3 separate regions of the Homo sapiens genome follow, and all the other regions are linked to region 1. Evidence: chromatin contacts called from ENCODE Hi-C or POLR2A ChIA-PET data. All regions are on one chromosome and are shown on one strand. Each heading gives the region's core, a stretch centred on a gene start or an enhancer-like site at or near the end of the contact. The rest is flanking DNA. Distances are from core to core; before and after follow the strand shown. Region 1 overlaps BABAM2 (BRISC and BRCA1 A complex member 2). Region 2 overlaps FOSL2 (FOS like 2, AP-1 transcription factor subunit). Region 3 has its middle 12 kb from the start of LINC01460.

Region 1 (3,424 bases), core at 104-2,603:
ATGACATAGGAGGAGTATAAAGATAAACAGTACGATCTGTGAATAATTTGATGTTGGATAAGAAAAGCCAAAGGCCAACCTAGGAACTATTAGGAGTTCTGGACAACTAAACTGCTGACTCCCAAATTTCTAATGTCTCACTTGGTAGAAGAGATCACCTAAGAAGCTCTCATAAAGAGCAGAAATGGGACTGTTGCTCTCTGGAGAAACAATGGGACCTTTTCATCTCTGTGAGGAGTACACTATTCTTCCCACTTCAGTGATGGTTGAAAAGAAACTGACTCCTCGATAAAAACAGAGTGGGGATAATAAGACACCACTTTATGCCAGGTGCAGTGGCTCACGCCTGTCATCCCAACACTTTGGGAGGCTGAGATGGGAGGATGGATTGAACCCTGGAGTTCGAGGCCAGCCTGGGCAACATGGCAAAACCCCATCTCCACAAAAAATACAAAAATTAGCCGAGCATGGTGGCATGTGTCTATAGTGTCAGCTACTAGGCTAAGATGGCAGGATCAATTGAACCCAGGAGATTGTGGCTCTAGTGATATGTGATCACACCACTGTACTCCAGCCTGAGCCAGGATCAAGAACCTGTCTAAAAAACAAAACAAAACAAAACAAAACAAAAATACTAAGTAAATAATGAATTCTCTCAACTCAGCTCACAATACAAAGTAGGACACGTTGAATATCACTTTCATAATTCTGCTTCATCCATCTGGAACACTGGCTATAAGGCCTTACTAGAACTTTGAGAAGCTTACTGAGTAAATTTTTTTTTTTTTTTACTCAATAAGTTCAAGTATTGAGTAAATTTTCCCAAAAAACAAATACTCTAAAATGAAAGATATCACATCAGGACCATATAATTACTTTCAGCATTTTATGAAAAGGATAAAGGAAACCCTCCTCATAAAACAAAACAAAAAACTATAGGCCGTTTATAGATTACTCAAACTGACATAATTCAGTTTGTAAAATCATTATTTTATTACATGATTCCTATATAAAATCATTATTTTAACATAGGAACTTATAAGAAAACTCAATGCAGTTATGTTTCTTGTGGTTAGTACTGTGTCAGAGAGGGCAGTGGCTTTGGTTTACCTCCAATGGTCTCTCTCAAAAACACCAACTGACTGAGTCTATTCCTGGAATTGCTCTAACCTCCCCTAGTATTTTGTCTGTTCGCACATTGTAATGCACAAGGAACAGTGGTAACATGTGAAATAAGTTCAAAGACCCCAAAGTGGAAGACACTGTTTTCCTGCATCCTACCTACTGTAACTGAAAACTGGGAATTTACTGGAATTGAGAATTTATTATGAGTCAGATGGCTGATAGCCTTTCCAACCAAAACATCTGCTCTACAAAGGCACAACTGCTCCAATCCATTTCCTCTTGGATCTGGAGAATGACCAAGTTGTAGCTTAGCCCTTTCCTTAAAGACACAGGGGCTTGAAATGAAAATGAAATAAAAGTGGATCTCTATGTCACCTTCCAAATTCTACTACTCTTAAATGGTATTAAAATGTAACAAAATATGAGAATAAGTATGTTTTAGACATTAAAAAAATTGCAGTCGGTTCAGTGGAGTAACCAAGGATTTTTATCAGATCATTCAAATTTACAACGGCACAGCTGAAACCAATTCTTTCTCTGGTATTGAGGGAAAAAGGGACATGTATTACCCAAGCACAGTGAAAAAGCGTTTCATTATTCATTTATTTATTCAAAAAATATTCACTGTGCACTTCTACGTGTCAGGCACTATTCTAGGAACAACTGGTGAACAAGCTAGATAATGGCCCTCCTCTTAGAGCCTACCTTTCAGCAGGGGATGACGAATAAACAAGTCAGCCAATTCATAAATAGCCTTCAAAACACTATAGGAGTTATCTTGTTTCCAATGGTTTATTTACAACAATTGATACCAAGATTTTTTTCTAGCAACTACAGAGAGCTACTGCAGTGGTTCAAGTTCTAGCATTTGTTAAAAAACACACATTCCTGAACCCTGCCCTGGGGATTATGATTCAGTAAGTGTGGGTAAGTCAAGGAAATATGATTTTTTAACTTACAAGGGGATTGAACTGCCCATCCAGGTTTGGGGTCTATTGCCTTAGAGCAATAAAAAAATGTGTGAGCTTCCTATCAATATGTTTATATGTATTTATTTATAAGCTATATAGATGAACCTATGTACTAATACATTATGAACATCATAAAACATGCACAAACAGTAGAAATTCTAAGAGGGTGAGATAAAAATCAACACAACTGTATGGCTTACTATATGGGGCATGTTAGGAGGTCTGCAGGTTCCCCACATGGACTGGGGATAGGACAACCACAGGTGAGGCCCTGTAATTCACAGCTTGGAAAGACAGACTCTATCTCAGCCCTCACTCTGCTCCATAACTTACATGGGTGCAGAGAACTAGGCAGAGGAGCATTAAAATTATCATCATCTCAGTGACAAGAATTTGGGAGGCCCTGTGTCTCACTTCACATGCCAACATATACCTGCCCATTCTTGTTAACACACACCAAATATGGTAAAACCAGATCTAAAAAAAGACAAACTCTGTCATAGGTTCGGCAGCCATAACCCTGTTGTGTCAGCTGTTTGAATCATGTGTGAATGAGTCCATGCATGCTAGATATCAGGCAATATGGTAGAGTAGAAAGATCACAGACTTTGGAGTTAGACAGACTAGTGAGAATCATAGCTTCATCGCTTACTGGCTATGTCAACCTGGCTGGATAAGTTATTTAAAACCTGGATGAGTCTATTTCCTCAACTATAAAATGAGAAGTTATAAAACTGCTGTATCAGTAATAGTAGCCACCATTATTGGCACTGTTATCCCAGATCATCTTGGGACTATCTGACCCACCTGTTCCCTGCTATCTGTGGACACTGGGCTTTGCCTGCTTCCCTGGAAATGATACCTATCTGTTGCCTTCTCTGTATGTAAACTCTGTTGTCAAATCCTTGCCTGTCTGTACAAAACCAATTTCTTCCTCCTGACCATGATGAATGAGTACCTCCACAACAGCTGCCCCCTTAGAACCTACTCGCTCCTGGCCAGGCCCACATACATGCCCTTGACTTTGAATTCAGTGTTACGCCTCATGGACCAACAGCCCACACTTGCCCCTTCATTTGGCATCGAGCTTTCTAGTCGTTATGCTTCTGCAGGCACAAAATCTCAACAAGTAGCAACTTCTCTCTTCTAGTCATGGTCTCCTTTCCAGTGTCTCTTGTTTGTGCTTCCTGATATTATTATTTGAATAGTTACATGTACTGAAATCATTTATTGAGTTTGGAGATTAGAAGGCGATACACAAAAGAATCTGCTCACAACGGCAGGAACGGGCATACACATATACACAAAAGCATAGTTTTTCAACTAGG
Region 2 (3,163 bases), core at 579-3,078, 310 kb before region 1:
CAAATCCCTGTGGGATTATCACAGCCTCTCCTCCTCCCTTTTTTCACTCCAATTTCTTTCTTTTTTTTTTTTTTGAGACAGAGTCTCACTCTGTCTTACCCAGGCTGGAGTGCAGTGGCATGACCTTGGCTCACTGCAGCCTCTGCCTCCCGGGTTCAAGCTATTCTCCAGTCTCAGCCTCCCGAGTAGCTGAGACTACAGGCACCTGCCACCACACCCGGCTAATTTTGTATTTTTCATAGAGATGGGGTTTCACCACATCGACCAGGCTGGTCTTGAACTTCTGACCTCAGGTGATCCACCCGCCTCAGCCTCCCAAAGTGCTGGGATTACAGGCATGAGCCACGGCGCCTGGCCTTTTGCTCCAATTTCTTAAGCACATATTTCAGGACTCCCAGAACCCTCAGAGAACATTTGGTTCAGCCACCACGCTTGACACAGAAGTAACGTGACAGCCCGAGAGGGCCTGTGAGGATGCCAGGGTCACCCCGCAAGGACCTCAGCCCCCTTCTTTCATCCCCAGCCAGAGAAGCAGAAGCGAGCAAGTGCACGTGGAGGGGCCGCTGTGGGAGGGGAAGAGGTGTGTGTCACCAGCCTCCTCCCCACGTTTTCCCTAACATGGATTCCTGTTCATCAGTGAGGACATACGGGCAAGGGCTTCGTTCAGCAGAGGACAGCATATTCCGGAGTGAAAAACAGTTTCCGTCTGTCTCAAGGGTCTGACGAACGTCATGAGCTTCTGAGAGGCTTCCTGTGGAGGATGTGGCTCAGGGGCCTGGGTGGCTGGGTCAGAGGGCGGGGGAGGTGGGGGAGGCAGGGGAGTAGGGTGTGAGGCCTCTGGGAGGAGGGAAGGAAAGTAGAGGAGCCTCAGGGGGCAGGGCTATTCCGGGGCGGGTGGTGAGGAGCGCCACATGGGGCACAGCTCCTTGAAGTGCCAATCACAGAAAGGTTAGTGGTGGGAGGGCCCGCTGAGGAAGTGGATTGTGGATCTGCCTCACCTGGGAATGAAGAATTCCCACTCATCCTCCCCGGCTCTAACACCTCCGAGGGCCATTACTACAGGCATCACAGAATTCACGCAATTCAATTCATTCAACACCCCAGAGTGAGGGCTGCAGGACAGAGAAAGACAAGCCTAAGTGGGTGGATGGTACCTGGAAACATTAACTCAAGTGAGGGGATGGGCCAGGCGTGGTGGCTCACGCCTGTAATCCCAGCACTCTGAGAGGCCAAGGCAGGCAGATCACCCGAGGTCAGGAGTTCGAGACCAGCCTAGCCAACATGGTGAAACCCTGTCTCTATTAAAAATACAAAAATTAGCCGGGCATGGTGGCAGGCACCTGTAATCCCCGCTAGTTGGGAGGCTGAGGCAGGAGAATGGCTTGAACCCAAGAGGCAGAGGTTGCAGTGAGCTGAGATCGTCCCACTGCACTCCAGCCTGGGCGACAAGAGCGAAACTCCATCTCAAAAAAATTATAATAACAAAAAAAGTGTGAGGGGATGTTTTCCAAAGCCCCATCCTGGGCAGTCACTGTGAGGACCACTGACAGAGTCTCTCTCATCTCCTCACTCTGAAAGCATTCCACTGGGGAGAGTCAACCCTGGCTCGGGGCTTCCTCCACACAGCACACGGCCCTTCCTGCAGGGCCAGGCTCTGAAGGGAGTTACGTGACGTTGGTCAGGTCAAGCTTAACAGAGGGAAGGGCAGGGCTGCGGGTCCCCAGGTCTGGGCAATTAGGCGGCACGGGAGAGTGACTCACAAGAGCAGCACGCGGTACCATGGCCACAGCTCTGAGTTCATGATAGAGGTGGGGAACCCGCCTGCCCATAAAGGAAATGAGAAAACCCCAAGAAAATACAACCCTGCTGCCACGTGACCTATCTCCATCAAGACTTCTCCCTGGCCCAACCCAGAGTGCTTAGGCCAGGCTGGGCCACTCCTGATGGCGGCAGGCATGGGAGTGGCTGGAACCTCGGGAAGCAGCCCTGGATGGGGCAGGTCTGGACCTGCCCTGGCTCCCACCCTCCATCATCCCTCACCCAGGAGCCCCCACAGTTCTGTGAGCAGAGAACACTCAGGTGCTGCGTAAAAACCGTGGCTAGCACCCCCACAGAAGGTTGTTCATTTCTTCCCTCTGGGCCCTGGCTGGTGCTAAACGCCACCTCCCTCTCTCTCTCTCTTTTCAATCAACACAATGCTGACCCATGTGTCCAAAGGAAGGAAAGCTCTATCTCCACTGACTCATCTGTAGGGCATTTGTGGGTAAGGAGACAGCTGTGGGAGAGAGGATCAGGACCCCCGGGGCTCTCACTCCAGCCCACCCAGAGGTGCTCCCACCCTACGCAGAGTTCCTCACCGCCTGCAGCTTCTCTGTCAGCTCCCGGCGTCGGTTCCGGCACTTGGCTGCAGCCAGCTTGTTCCTCTCCCGCCGGATGCGACGCTTCTCCTCCTCTTCAGGAGACAGCTAGAGGCCAAAGCCAAGGATCATGGTTAGAACAGAGACAATGGTTCACAGTATTTTTTAAAAACTGTATTTTAAGTAAGGCAAGAAGCCCTTCTGGAAATGGAGAAAGGAGAAGGAAGGGCAAGAGGAGCATGGCTGGACTCAGAGGCCCCAGAACATGTGGATCCCTGATGTCTGGCTGCCTGGGAGGGCTCTTTTGAGCTGAATCTGCCCCGGAAGGTGATGTCCAAGTTTAAAGTCCATGTTTAAACAGGACAGCAATGGGTCAGAGATTCACTGGCCCAGGCATGATGGCAGCACCTATCACATCAGCCCTGATTCAGTGCTCAGGCCAGAGAGAAGGAGCTGGGGATGCTTCTCCAAGAGTCCCCTCCTGCCAGCCAGGCGTGGCCCCACCCACTTAAGCAGCTTCTTCCAAACCCTGGCTAATTTCTCCTCCCATCACTCTGCCTGCTCTGCAAGCCTCATTATCCCCATTTTGTTAAGTAGCTGGGCCTGGAGTCCCCACACAGGTTAAGAACCACCCAGGGGGGAATGTTATGTTGCTGATGGGAGGGCCAAGAGTGCCACTCCACTCCCGATTTCCTCTGCCAATCCCAGGGTGCCAGCTGCTCACGGTTCAACCCCAGGTACTCCCCCACATGCCTGGTACAGTGCTAAGTTGGACAGGACATGCAAAAGGAAGAGGAGCCCCCAGC
Region 3 (3,126 bases), core at 411-2,910, 400 kb after region 1:
AATCACCACTAAAGAACTTACCCATGTGACGGGTGTGGTGGCTCACACCTGTAATCCCAGCACTTTGGGAGGCTAAGGTGGGTGGTTCTCAAGCCCAGGAGTTCAAGGCCAGCTTGGGCAATATATTGAGACCCCATCTCTCTTAAAAAAAAAAATTTACCCATGTAACCAAATACTTACCTGTACCCTAAAATCTGTTGACATAAAAAAGTTAACTTCATTCTAAGCTGCAATACATATGTGTGTATATATGTGTACATATATATTAAAATGTACATATATATTTTAATATGTATATGTAATGTGACATATTACATTTATACTGTTTATATGTATTTATATGTGTAGCTACTAAAATTAAACATTTTCATCCTCATCCCCTAAAGTCGACTCTCGTGACACCAGGGACACTCGTGTATACTTTGGAAAACTGTCTCACAACCTCTCTGTATTACGAAGGATGCAGCCAAGTGGCTGCCCTTGTTGAAATGCTCAGCCAGTAGGATCACTCATAGCCACCACTGTCTTTGTTAGGGCCGTGCCTCAAAATCACAAAATTATTGAATCATGGAGGATAAGAGATAGATCATGGACTCTAACTCTGGAGAAGGTGTTATACAACACACCCAGCCATAGCCCTAAAGATTAAGGGGCACCATTCAGGGATATAAAGATGAATCAGATATAGTCCTTGCTCTTAAAAACTCACTAAGCTTACAGACATAAACAATTGAAAACTAGAAGGACTAAGCAAAGGAACAGAAATGAAAGAAACTCACATCTAGATGTAGTTCCACCACAAACTCGGTGTGCCTTTGAGCAAGTCACTTCATGTGTCTAGCCTCAGGTTTTTTTTGTTTTTGTTTTTGTTTTTTGAGATGGAGTTTCGCTGCAATGCCCAGGCTGGAGTGCAATGATGCAATCTGGGCTCACTGCAACCTCCACTTCCTGGGTTCAAGTGATTCTCCTGCTTCAGCCTGAGTAGCTGGGACTACAGGCAGGGGTCACCATGCCTGGCTAATTTTTGTATTTTTTGTAGAGACGGGGTTTCACCATATTGGCCAGGCTGGTCTCGAACTCCTGACCTCAGGCGATCCACCTGCCCCAGCCTCCCAAAATGCTGGGATTACAGGTGTTAGCCACCCTGCCCAGTGCCTCAGTTTCTTTAAACAGAGGTAATTAACATCTGTTTTTACCTTTTAAGTCTAATAGGGGATTCGGATTTTTTTTTTTAACAAGTGTGAAAAAAATCCTCTGTAAACTGTAAAGCTGAAATATAGTGTGTAAGGAATAAATATGCAATGCCCAAAGTCCTCCATAGAATATTGGCATTATAAATGGAGAGCGACTTTCTCTAAGTGAAATTAAGCACTGGAAAAGGCAGTTTTGGAGGAGAGTTGGGAGCACCATTTGGGCCTGACCGGTGTCTCTGGCTAACTTTCTGCTGCCAGGTCTTGGGTCCAGGAATGTCTGTGAGCGAAACTAGCTTGCTGCTCCTAACTTTTTCACAATCCTCCTTTTTTTCTGATTCTTACTCTTTCTTCTGCTTTGAAACCTTTATCTTCTTTCAGCCCCTTGTGCAAGCTGACCGCATTGTAATGGGTCTATACTGCCCCCTTGTGGTCACTCCCTGCCGTGGTTGCATTAACTTCTGACGGGGTGTGCGTGATAAAGGCAGACCTGAGGAAACCCAACCAACCCCAGCTAAATGCAGCTGGTCCTGGAAAATCCAAATTAAAGCCAGCTGCTGGAGTGCAGCGCTCCTTGATGGGAAGGAGTAGTTCATGCCTGGTTTTGCCCCAAGTAGGACATAAATCCAGCCCTCTGGATTAAACTTGCTAAAATGGTCAGTTCCTAGACTATCCAGCTTGTCTGGAGCAAGGTCCTGGAACTAAAAGTGGCTAGAAGGTATCCCTTCTCTGACAGAAAAACCCAAGGATAGGAAGGGCTGGGGCTAGGACCTGCCCTTCAGCCCTCCACCCATTGAAACCAACAGTTAACTAACTGAGCACCAATTTGTGAACTGCTAGGTGCCATGGATGGGGTACAAGATAATGTAGTTCCTGTCCTCAAGAACTTGTAAGTGACAAACGTAAGTAACCCAAACACACATATCAGTAATGAATATCAAGCCGTTGGAGTAAGGGCTGTAATAGAAGTAGAAATAAAGTGCTGTAGCGCTAGTGGGGAAGGAGGGATTAGTGATAGTCTCTGCAATCAGGGAGGCCTCCTGAAGGTAGTTTGGGGCAAGCTGATTGTGTTAAAAATGAGTCGGGCCTGGGGGAGGGAGGGAGGAATGGGTGGAGCACAGAGAGATTTTTAGGGCAATGAAACCATGTTTGTCTGTATACTATAATGGATACATGACGTTACACATCTCTCCAAACCCAGAGAATGTACAATATCAAGAGTGAGCCCTAATGTAAACTGTGGACTTCAGGTGATATCGATGTGTCAATATAAGTTCATCAGTTGTAACAAATTTACCACTCTGGTGGGGAATGTTGATAATGGGGGAGGCTGTGTATGAGAGGAGTGGGGACAATGGCAAATCTCTGTATTTTCTGCTCAATTTTTCTGTGAACCTAAAACTGCTCTAAAAAATAAAGTCTTAAAAAGAAAAAAAGTAGTACCTTACTTACCAAACATGAGCAAGGAAGACCACAATGACACTCATAATAACTACATGGGGTGGGGGGAGGTGATTATGTGTTGGACATGGCTAAAAGTTTATATTTGTTACTTAATCTCTGCAACAATACTGTTGGGTAGGTATTATTTTCTCTATTTAATAGACAAGGAAACTGAGGCCTATGCAGAAAGGCTTGATAGAAAATATAGGGAGAGGAAAAAGCAAAGGTGTGTTTGGGGCAAATAACCTGTTATTTCTAGAGTAGCAGGTATGCCTCATCGGGTGGAAGAAAGGGAGGGACAAGGGCAGGTGTGGGGTCATGATGATAGAAAAGCACAGGAACCCTATGATAAGGCTTTTAAAGCCTCAAAGGAATTTGGACCCTCACACTTTGGACACTGGAAAACCTTTTGAGATTTCAGAGCAAGGGACTCTGCTCAGGGATGTGTTTGACATATGTGGAGGAGAGTTGATAAGGCAGAGATGAGAGGGAG

The links. Hi-C counts contacts between places; a loop is a spot of excess contacts on that map. ChIA-PET counts read pairs that join two places held with the same protein, here RNA polymerase II (POLR2A). Pooled maps may share reads with other maps.
Region 2: a loop to region 1 is called in a map of psoas muscle, with 3 times the contacts of the local background. The contact joins two enhancer-like sites. A Hi-C loop is called at or near these places in 1 of 168 maps with a recorded cell type or tissue (psoas muscle). POLR2A ChIA-PET finds 5 or more read pairs at or near these places in 3 of 52 experiments (PC-9, activated T-cell and activated naive CD4-positive, alpha-beta T cell).
Region 3: a loop to region 1 is called in a map of ascending aorta, with 4 times the contacts of the local background. The contact joins two enhancer-like sites. A Hi-C loop is called at or near these places in 3 of 168 maps with a recorded cell type or tissue (aorta, ascending aorta and endothelial cell of umbilical vein) and 5 of 50 pooled maps. POLR2A ChIA-PET finds 5 or more read pairs at or near these places in 1 of 52 experiments (endothelial cell of umbilical vein).

Annotation. Positions count from the first base shown.
Region 1 is chr2:28,100,509-28,103,932 of GRCh38, reverse strand. The region is part of intron 6 of BABAM2 (BRISC and BRCA1 A complex member 2); the gene reads right to left. Among named protein-coding and RNA genes, the nearest start is that of MIR4263, 110 kb to the right of the region's middle. Within about 2 kb of position 1,353, at least 2 of the 41 ENCODE cell types and tissues checked have a DNase peak (open chromatin) inside an H3K27ac peak, as active enhancers do; they include ascending aorta, where a contact is called at or near this core.
Region 2 is chr2:28,408,061-28,411,223 of GRCh38, reverse strand. FOSL2 (FOS like 2, AP-1 transcription factor subunit) reads right to left here. Exons shown (of 4, transcript NM_005253.4): 3 at 2,358-2,465. Among named protein-coding and RNA genes, the nearest start is that of FOSL2-AS1, 15 kb to the right of the region's middle. RefSeq lists an enhancer at 1,672-1,751. Within about 2 kb of position 1,828, at least 18 of the 41 ENCODE cell types and tissues checked have a DNase peak (open chromatin) inside an H3K27ac peak, as active enhancers do.
Region 3 is chr2:27,702,430-27,705,555 of GRCh38, reverse strand. No RefSeq gene overlaps it. Among named protein-coding and RNA genes, the nearest start is that of LINC01460, 12 kb to the left of the region's middle. RefSeq lists a silencer at 1,591-1,660. Within about 2 kb of position 1,660, at least 5 of the 41 ENCODE cell types and tissues checked have a DNase peak (open chromatin) inside an H3K27ac peak, as active enhancers do; they include ascending aorta, where a contact is called at or near this core.